2 separate regions of the Homo sapiens genome follow, and region 2 is linked to region 1. Evidence: chromatin contacts called from ENCODE Hi-C or POLR2A ChIA-PET data. All regions are on one chromosome and are shown on one strand. Each heading gives the region's core, a stretch centred on a gene start or an enhancer-like site at or near the end of the contact. The rest is flanking DNA. Distances are from core to core; before and after follow the strand shown.

The links. Hi-C counts contacts between places; a loop is a spot of excess contacts on that map. ChIA-PET counts read pairs that join two places held with the same protein, here RNA polymerase II (POLR2A). Pooled maps may share reads with other maps.
Region 2: a loop to region 1 is called in a pooled map, with 2.0 times the contacts of the local background. The contact joins two enhancer-like sites. A Hi-C loop is called at or near these places in 3 of 168 maps with a recorded cell type or tissue (K562, endothelial cell of umbilical vein and sigmoid colon) and 4 of 50 pooled maps. POLR2A ChIA-PET finds 5 or more read pairs at or near these places in 1 of 52 experiments (BJ).

The regions. Positions count from the first base shown.
Region 1 is chr6:163,421,021-163,424,985 of GRCh38, forward strand. All of the region lies in intron 1 of QKI (QKI, KH domain containing RNA binding), which reads left to right. Among named protein-coding and RNA genes, the nearest start is that of QKI, 8.3 kb to the left of the region's middle. RefSeq lists a silencer at 2,157-2,401. Within about 2 kb of position 2,096, at least 8 of the 41 ENCODE cell types and tissues checked have a DNase peak (open chromatin) inside an H3K27ac peak, as active enhancers do.
Region 2 is chr6:164,320,541-164,324,486 of GRCh38, forward strand. No RefSeq gene overlaps it. Among named protein-coding and RNA genes, the nearest start is that of MEAT6, 500 kb to the right of the region's middle. Within about 2 kb of position 2,176, at least 2 of the 41 ENCODE cell types and tissues checked have a DNase peak (open chromatin) inside an H3K27ac peak, as active enhancers do.

The DNA of each region.
Region 1 (3,965 bases), core at 846-3,345:
TCCTTTTTTGATTTCTAGTTTCTCAAAGATAGGGTATGTGCACATGGTTTAAAAAAAAATGAAAATCTGAAAGTGACATTAGAAATATTGTCTAATAATTTTAAGAAATGAAGCAGTTGTGTGATTGTTGATAGTTTTGTGCCCTTAGAGGAAAAGGCACTTATATGTTTTCTTAAAAACAACTTAAAAACATGTCATGTTATTTGTAGTACTTGCTGCCAAGGTGCTTAATTTTACTTTACTGTCATTGTTGGGAAGGAGATTTAGGAAGATAAAATTGCTTTACTTAAATAGTATAGTTTCTTGTCAGTCCTTATACCAAAGGGTATCAATTCATAAGCAGAGAAAAACTACCAGTGCTCATCTCAGCTCTTGGAAAATTTTGGCATTTATGGAATTATATAGGTAAACTCCCCACCCCGTTAGTTACCCTTTTAAAAGTCCCCACATATATAGTTCTTGTACTCCATGCAGGGCACAATAGATAGGAATGATTTCTTGTCCCTAAGTGCTGCTTTGGTGTGTTCAGGATAACGACTGTATTTGATTGAGTGATTTTAGTTTAAAAGAAAGCTGAGTATAATCATATGTGGCTGATTGTCATTTAACACAAATAGCTATGTTTTTAAACACAGGTGTGTCTTTTAATTTTAAACAGTGCCATTACTTAGAAAACTGATAAATTGAAGTTTTCACTTAGCTGAAACTAAGCTCTTTTATTTCTTTTTTCTTTTTTTTTTTTCAGTTGGAGTCTCGCTCTGTCACCCAGGCTGGAATGCAGTGGCGTGCTCTCGGCTCACTGCAACCTCTGCCTCCTGGGTTCAAACAGTTCTCCTCCCTCAGCCTCCCGAGTAGCTGGGATTACAGGCGCCCGCCACCACGCCCGGCTAATTTTTGTATTTTTAGTAGAGACGGGGTTTCACCATGTTGGCCAGGCTGATCTTGAACTCTTGACCCCATGATCTGACCGCCTCGGCTCTTGACCCCATGATCTGACCGCCTCGGCCTCCCAAAGTGCTGGGATTACAGGCGTGAGCCACCAAGCTCTAAACTGTTTATTACTGTGCTTTAGCAGTAACAGTGTTTGAAAATCTGTGATGAATTTTTAAAAAATATATTGCAGAAGTGATTTATCTAGAATTCTTACAATTAGCAAGAAAAGGACTGCACTTAATGTTTTCGTCTTCAGTTTCTTGATGCGGAAACTCTAGTTTGAAAATCCGGCAATCCTATCAAGTCTAACAAAATAAATTATGTTCATAAAGTTGCTTCATGTATTAGTCTAATATTTTTGTAGAACTAAATTTTGAGGCTGGGGAAATGAATCGATTGTAAGATTTATATCACATTATTTATTATAAGCAGAATGTGTCATATTCTGCTTAGCAGATAAGCAGATATTGAAGTATCGGAAAGAACATAATTAGTCGGATGTGGTGGTGTGTGCCTGTAGTCCCAGCTACTTGGGACGCTAAGGAGCGAGGATTGCTTGAGCCCAGGAGGTCAAGGCTGCAGTGTTATGATCATGCTACTGCGCTCCACCTTGGGCAACAGTGAGACCCTGTCTTAAAAAATAAAACATCAAAATGCAGTTACATCCATAAAGTGGCTCCACATAATGGTCACAATGTAAGTAAAGGGCATGTGTGTGCAGGCATTTATATCTGTAAGTGAAGACATGCAGTGAATGTGAGCTGGGCTTTGTGAGTACTGGGGCTGGTTAAGTTCCAGCTGAGAAAGGTTGGCCCCGGGATTGAATAAGTAGCTGGCCTTAAGTAAGCACCTCGCTTTTGCTTTAGTGCAGGAGAGGTCATTGTAGAGACTGGGCCTGATCTCCTGGTCAGTAGCAAATCATTGGGGAGCCCTTGGTTTTTAAGCTGATTTTATAGTTTGAAATATATAGGAAAAAACAAACAAAAAATAATACATTTTAAGAGTAGAATTAGGGAAATGCATAGTAAGAAAACAAACATGCAATTTTAAAATTTGAAACCGAGCCTGGTGAGGTGGCTCATGCCTGTAATCCCAGCACTTTGGGAGGCCGAGGCAGGTGGATCACGAGGTCAAGATTTCGAGACTAGCCTGGCCAATATGGTGAAACCCTGTCTCTGCTAAAAATTAGCCGGGCATGGTAGAGTGTGCCTACAGTGCCAGCTACTTGGGAGGCTGAAGCAGAAGAATCGCTTGAACCTGGTAGGCGGCGGTTGCAGGGAGAGGAGATTGCGCCACTGCACTCCAGCCTGGGTGACAGAGCGAGATTCCATCTCAAAAACAAATAAAATTTGGAACCTTTTTTGTAAACTCTTCAATGTCATAGTTTTACAGGGTCTCAAACTTACTTTGCAGATTATATCAGAGAATTGTGTTTTAGAGCTGCAGGGGACCTGAGAGTTGGGAGTATATGTTCATTTCATAGGTGCAAAGACAAGTGGGCAGCAGAGCTAGAGCAAGACACTCACTTCTGCCCTCTGTTCCATTTTGTGGCGTGCCTCTCCACAAGGGGAACTGGAGGGAAAAACCTGGAATATTTCCATATGCTAAAAATCTGCTGCTGTTGCCTCAAGTTGTGAAGGTAAAGAAGACAAACCAAATGATTTTTTGCTAATTCTGTGATATGCTGGTTTTGAACAAATGATGGTCAGATTCTTAGAACTAGAATTTATTTTTAACGATAACTTTCTAATTAAGAGGCTAAAAGTGAGAAAGCCATTTTTAGAGGATTTCAGCTCATTCACTTCTTTGTAAGCAAAGGCTAGAGCCTCAGTTTTTTGAATAATGTAAAAATTGTTGCTGCTATTATTTTTACTACTCAAGAGGAAACATTTTTGGCTGGGTGATTTAATAGAGAAGTATGCTATTGCTAAGTGATTCAAGTTAGGAATGTATACTTGTATCAGTTTTAGATCAGCCTGGGGTAAACAGCCCAATGATATATCAGGTAGATAACTGAAGAGTGACACCCAGGAGGTGGATGGTTATGAATTGAATGGAAACGGTGCTGCACCAGATAGCCACCAGGTAGCTACTATATCGTATTCCTGATGCCAGCATCTGGGGGATGATTGCTCATTTCAAATAATTCAAACAAATTAAATGTAAGCCACAGTTCTTTGCTATGTTACAGCAATTATATCCCTTTGATACAGTTGTTACATGGCAGGTGAATACATTTTTTTAAGAAAAAAAAATTTCAAACTGGGATCAAAAAAATTACCCTGAAACCGCATCTAATTGTCTATTGTCGCTGATTCCACCGTGGTTGCAGTGATGCCATTATCATGAGAGTATTCAAGTTTTAACTCTGTATGTGTGTGCCTGCACATGCGTGAGCCAGCATAAAGATGAAATGAATTTATGTTTTTGTGCATATGCTAATGAGACCCTGTGATGAAGTGGTAAGCATTCTTGTACTATAGACCTGGGATCTAATCATGACTCCGCAATTAACTGGTTTGGTGATCTTGGGTGAGATAACTAATGTCTCTGAACCTCAAGCTTCTTCATCTGTGAATGAAATTATCAACTGCCCTGCCAACCTCAAATCCAAATACTCTGAAGTTGATGGGTATTCAGAAGAGCCTCTCATACTATAAAGTAGCAGCATCACTGCTTGGTTTTTAATTTTTTTTTTTTTTTTAATTTTGTGTGAGTCTTTCTCTGTTGCCAAAGCACTGGATCTTGGCTCACTGCAACCTCTGTCTCCCAGGTTCAAGTGATTCTCCTGCCTCAGCCTCCCGAGTAGCTGGGATTACAGGCGTGCACCTCCACACCCGGCTAATTGCTGTATTTTAGTAGAGACAGGGTTTCACCATGTTAGCCAGGCTGGTCTCCAACTCCTGACCTCAGGTAATATGCCTGCCTCAGCCTCCCAAAGTTCTGGGATTACAGGTGTTAGCCACTGCCCCCGGCCTGCGTCATCTGCTTTCTATCAACATTTTAAAATCGCTTATGATAGGATAAACAAT
Region 2 (3,946 bases), core at 926-3,425, 900 kb after region 1:
CATTTATTAGCATCCAATTCTATCATATATAGTAATATTTTTGTCATTCGTATTTTTTGTGTCCCTGAAAACACAGTATCTTGTGCATGCAAATTCCCAACAATACCTTTAATAGAAATAAATTTTATTTATGGACAAATTAGTTTCCAAAAGGAGTTAAAGTTGTTAGATGGTAGAGGGTAAGACCAACTATTTTCCAGACCAGTATTTTTAAATTACACCCCTATTAGGAATGGGGATGGCGTAATTTAATATTGTTGTTCCATAAAGTGTCTTGGCTGAAGTACAGAGTATCTGCTGAAAAAAAAGATGGTACCAGAATTTGAAAGAGTTTGTTAAAAAATAATTGATACTAGAGGGTTTAATTTATTTTCAGTAAACTTCAACTATTGAGAGTTTTTCTTTCTCATATTCATAGAGCTTTCATAGCAGATGACTGTGAAGTGCCTCAGAAGAAGAGACGTAGCAATCTGGAGCTTTATGAAATGTATTGTTAGTATGATTAGAACTCTGTACAAGCCTATAAATGAACAAATGCTGTTAGTGGCTATAGAAATGGAAAATAAAATACATGAAAGATACAATGGAGAAATAGTTGGTAACAGTCCATGATGAAAAAATAAAACACGCAAGTCAGAGGAGTAGGTAATAGTTAATGTTTGAAAAACTGGGGAAAGGCTGATAACAACGGAATTGGAAAGCATGTTTCTGGGATTCAGTCTGGGGAGATCGATGCCTTTAGTGGGTGAGTAGGAAGAAGCAAAGGCAGAAAAAAAGAGCGAAAGAAGCTAAGTAAACAGAGAAAACTTAAGTAACCCAGGGGGTGTGTGTTAAAGAAACTAGAGTGGAAGAAAACTACAAGAGACTTGCTGCAGACTAACAGCCTTTTAAGAGAGAGCTCCAACAAAAAAGGTAAGACTATACCATGATACTTAATCTTTACGAGTGCATTAATCATCTGACAGAGAGGGGTGAGGAAACGGAAGCATTCATTATTTCTCTTTGGCATTTCCAGGAGATGAATGACATGAGATGGTACAGTTGAAGAAACACCAAGGCCAAGGAAAGGTTTTTCTCAAGAAATGTTACCTGGTTGGCAAAACGGCCAAAAGGAAATTGTGATCAATTGTAAAACCAGAAGAGAATGAATGAAAGAGACATCCGTGAACCTTCTGAATGGGAAGTTCATTGAAATTAATCCATTTGAATCAGTTGGATGAATGTGGAAGATAATTAATATTAATTTCTGATTGATTCTTACTTAGTGTTTAGCTTTTATGTCTTCTAAATTCAGATGGTGGATGAATGTAAGAACTACGTGATTTTTCATGAGTCTAAATTTTATCAAATAGTGTTAAAACACACTGATGAAATAATACACAGTAACTGACTCATTGGCACTAAAAAAAGGAAGCAAGGTTTTAGCAATATTGTTGAAGAGGATTTTATTAAAACTATACTTTTCATATGGCTAAACTATAATGGTATTTTGCAGTAAGACAAAATAGCTACATAGGATCTTTGAGAATTATCCAGAAAAGCTAACAAATTTCCCCAAGATGAGGAAACAAAAATAAACTTGCTCAATGATTTATATTGAATATACCTTATTTATAGTCTTTTTTTTTTTGTTGTTTTTTTGAGACAGAGTCTTGCTCTGTCGCCCAGGCTGGAGTGCAGTGGTGCAATCTTGGCTTACTGCAACCTCTGCCTCCCAAGTTCAAGTGATTCTTCTGCCTCAGGCTTCCGAGTAGCTGGAACTACAGGCGTGCGCCACCACGCCCGTCTAATTTTTGTATTTTTAGTAGAGATGGGATTTCAACATATTGGCCAGGCTGGTCTCAAACTCCTGACCTCGTGATACACCCGCCTCAGCCTCCCAAAGTGCTGGGATTACAGGCATGAGCCACTGTGCCCGGCCTTATTTACAGTCTTTAAAATTCGAAGACAAGCTGGTTATAAATCTACTGTTGAATGTGGATTTTTTGGTATCTCAGGGTCAACATTCACTATGTTGCTGTTCATTCAGCTCTGTCGAAACTCAAATCATTCACAAGAAAAAAGTTATGAACAAAACACCCTTAGCTTTTTGACACGAGTTAAACATTCTTGTTTTGAAACTGAGTATGAGTCTAGAGGCTAAGTAGCTATCCCCAGATCATAAGGCAATAGGGACTACTTGTTCCTGAAAAGATACAGCCTCATTTCTGCACTGTGTGTTATGCGATGACTCATTTGTTATTCCGGTTAATCATGTACAAAGCTATTCAAAAGAATTCCAGATCAACATGAATAGTATTATAAATCCAGGCAGGAGTTCAGAGGTTTTTATAAGAGATATCTATAATTATTGCTTAGACTGCCAAAAGCACAATAAAAGAAACTACAACTCTGAATAGCAGGCATAAAATTCATATTAGCCTTATGGAATACACACAGATTACATTCTAACATTCAATTAATTCAAGGTTAAGGCTACATCCACATTTGAAGAGCTAGCAAAGTGAGGATCTCCATTATTTTGTAAGTCATTGAGCAATATATTGGACTGTTGGCTGCTATATTTAGTATAATATGATATAGCCTTTGAATGGTTATTAAAAGTATGATTTTTGTAAAGCTTTTATTTTTTAGAATATAAATGTTAAGTATAAAAATTCAATCATCTCAGCATGTGTAAAGAAAGTTAAAAAAAAAGCTTGAAATTCCACCACCAGAAATAACCACTGTCAATTCGTCTGCATCAGCATTTCACTGACTGCATACTATTCCATTTTATATCTGTGCTGTGTTTCACATAAACCAATTTCACATTGATGAAATATGGTTTGCTGTACATTTTTCACAATTATGAAAACAATCATGGATATCTTTCTGTCTACAATGATTTCCATTTGTGATCTTTTTTTCCACAAGATGCCCCAGAAATGTGATTGCTGAACATTTTATATCTTAATACATTTTTTCAAATTTTCTCATCAGAAAGTTTATATCAATTTGCACTCCTTCACTATAAGATAAACGTACCCATTATTAATACTTGGCAACTCCAGTCTGTCAAATTTTTAATCTTTTCAAGACACTAGAGAAAAATATGTTATATTATTACTTTTAATTCTTTTTAGATTTTAGAGATAGGGTCTTGCTTTGCCATCCAGGCTGGAGTCCAGTGGCACAATCCCAGCTTGGTGCAACCTTGATCTCTCAGGCTCAAGCAAGCCTCTTGTCCCAGCCTCCCATGTAGCTGGGACTACAGGTGTGTGCCACCACACCTGGCTAATTTTCTCAATTTTTTGAAGAGACAGGGTCTTGTAATGTTGTCCAGACTAGTCTCGAATTCCTTGTCTCAAGCAATCTTCCTGCTTTGGCCTCCCAAAATGCTGGGATTATAGGTGTGAGCCACTGTACCTGGCTAAATATTTCACATTTTATTTTAAAATTTGGTCGTATTTTCAAATATTTGCTGTGAGTTGTGGGGTTTTTTATTGAGGATATTTTTCCAGTGTCTTCTTTTTAATTAGTTATTTTTATATACATTTAAGGTTTACATTATGATGTTTTGAAATACATATGCATATGTATGTGTGTATATATATATATATATATATATATATATATATATATACACACACCCACATAATTACTACAGTCAAGCAAAGTAACATATTCATCACTTCATGCAGTCATCTTTTTTGTGGTTAAGGGTACTTAAAATCTACTGTCCTTGCAAATGTTCAATATACAATACAATATTTAACTCTACAAATGTTCAGTGTACAATACAATATTTAACTCTAGTCCTCAATGCTGTGCATTAGCTCTCTAGACTTATTCATCCTATACAATGCAAGTTTGTAGCTTTTGACCTACATCTCCCCATTTCCTTCCACTCCCTGCCCCTGGTAACCACAATTCTACTCTCTATTTCTATCTATTTGACATTTTT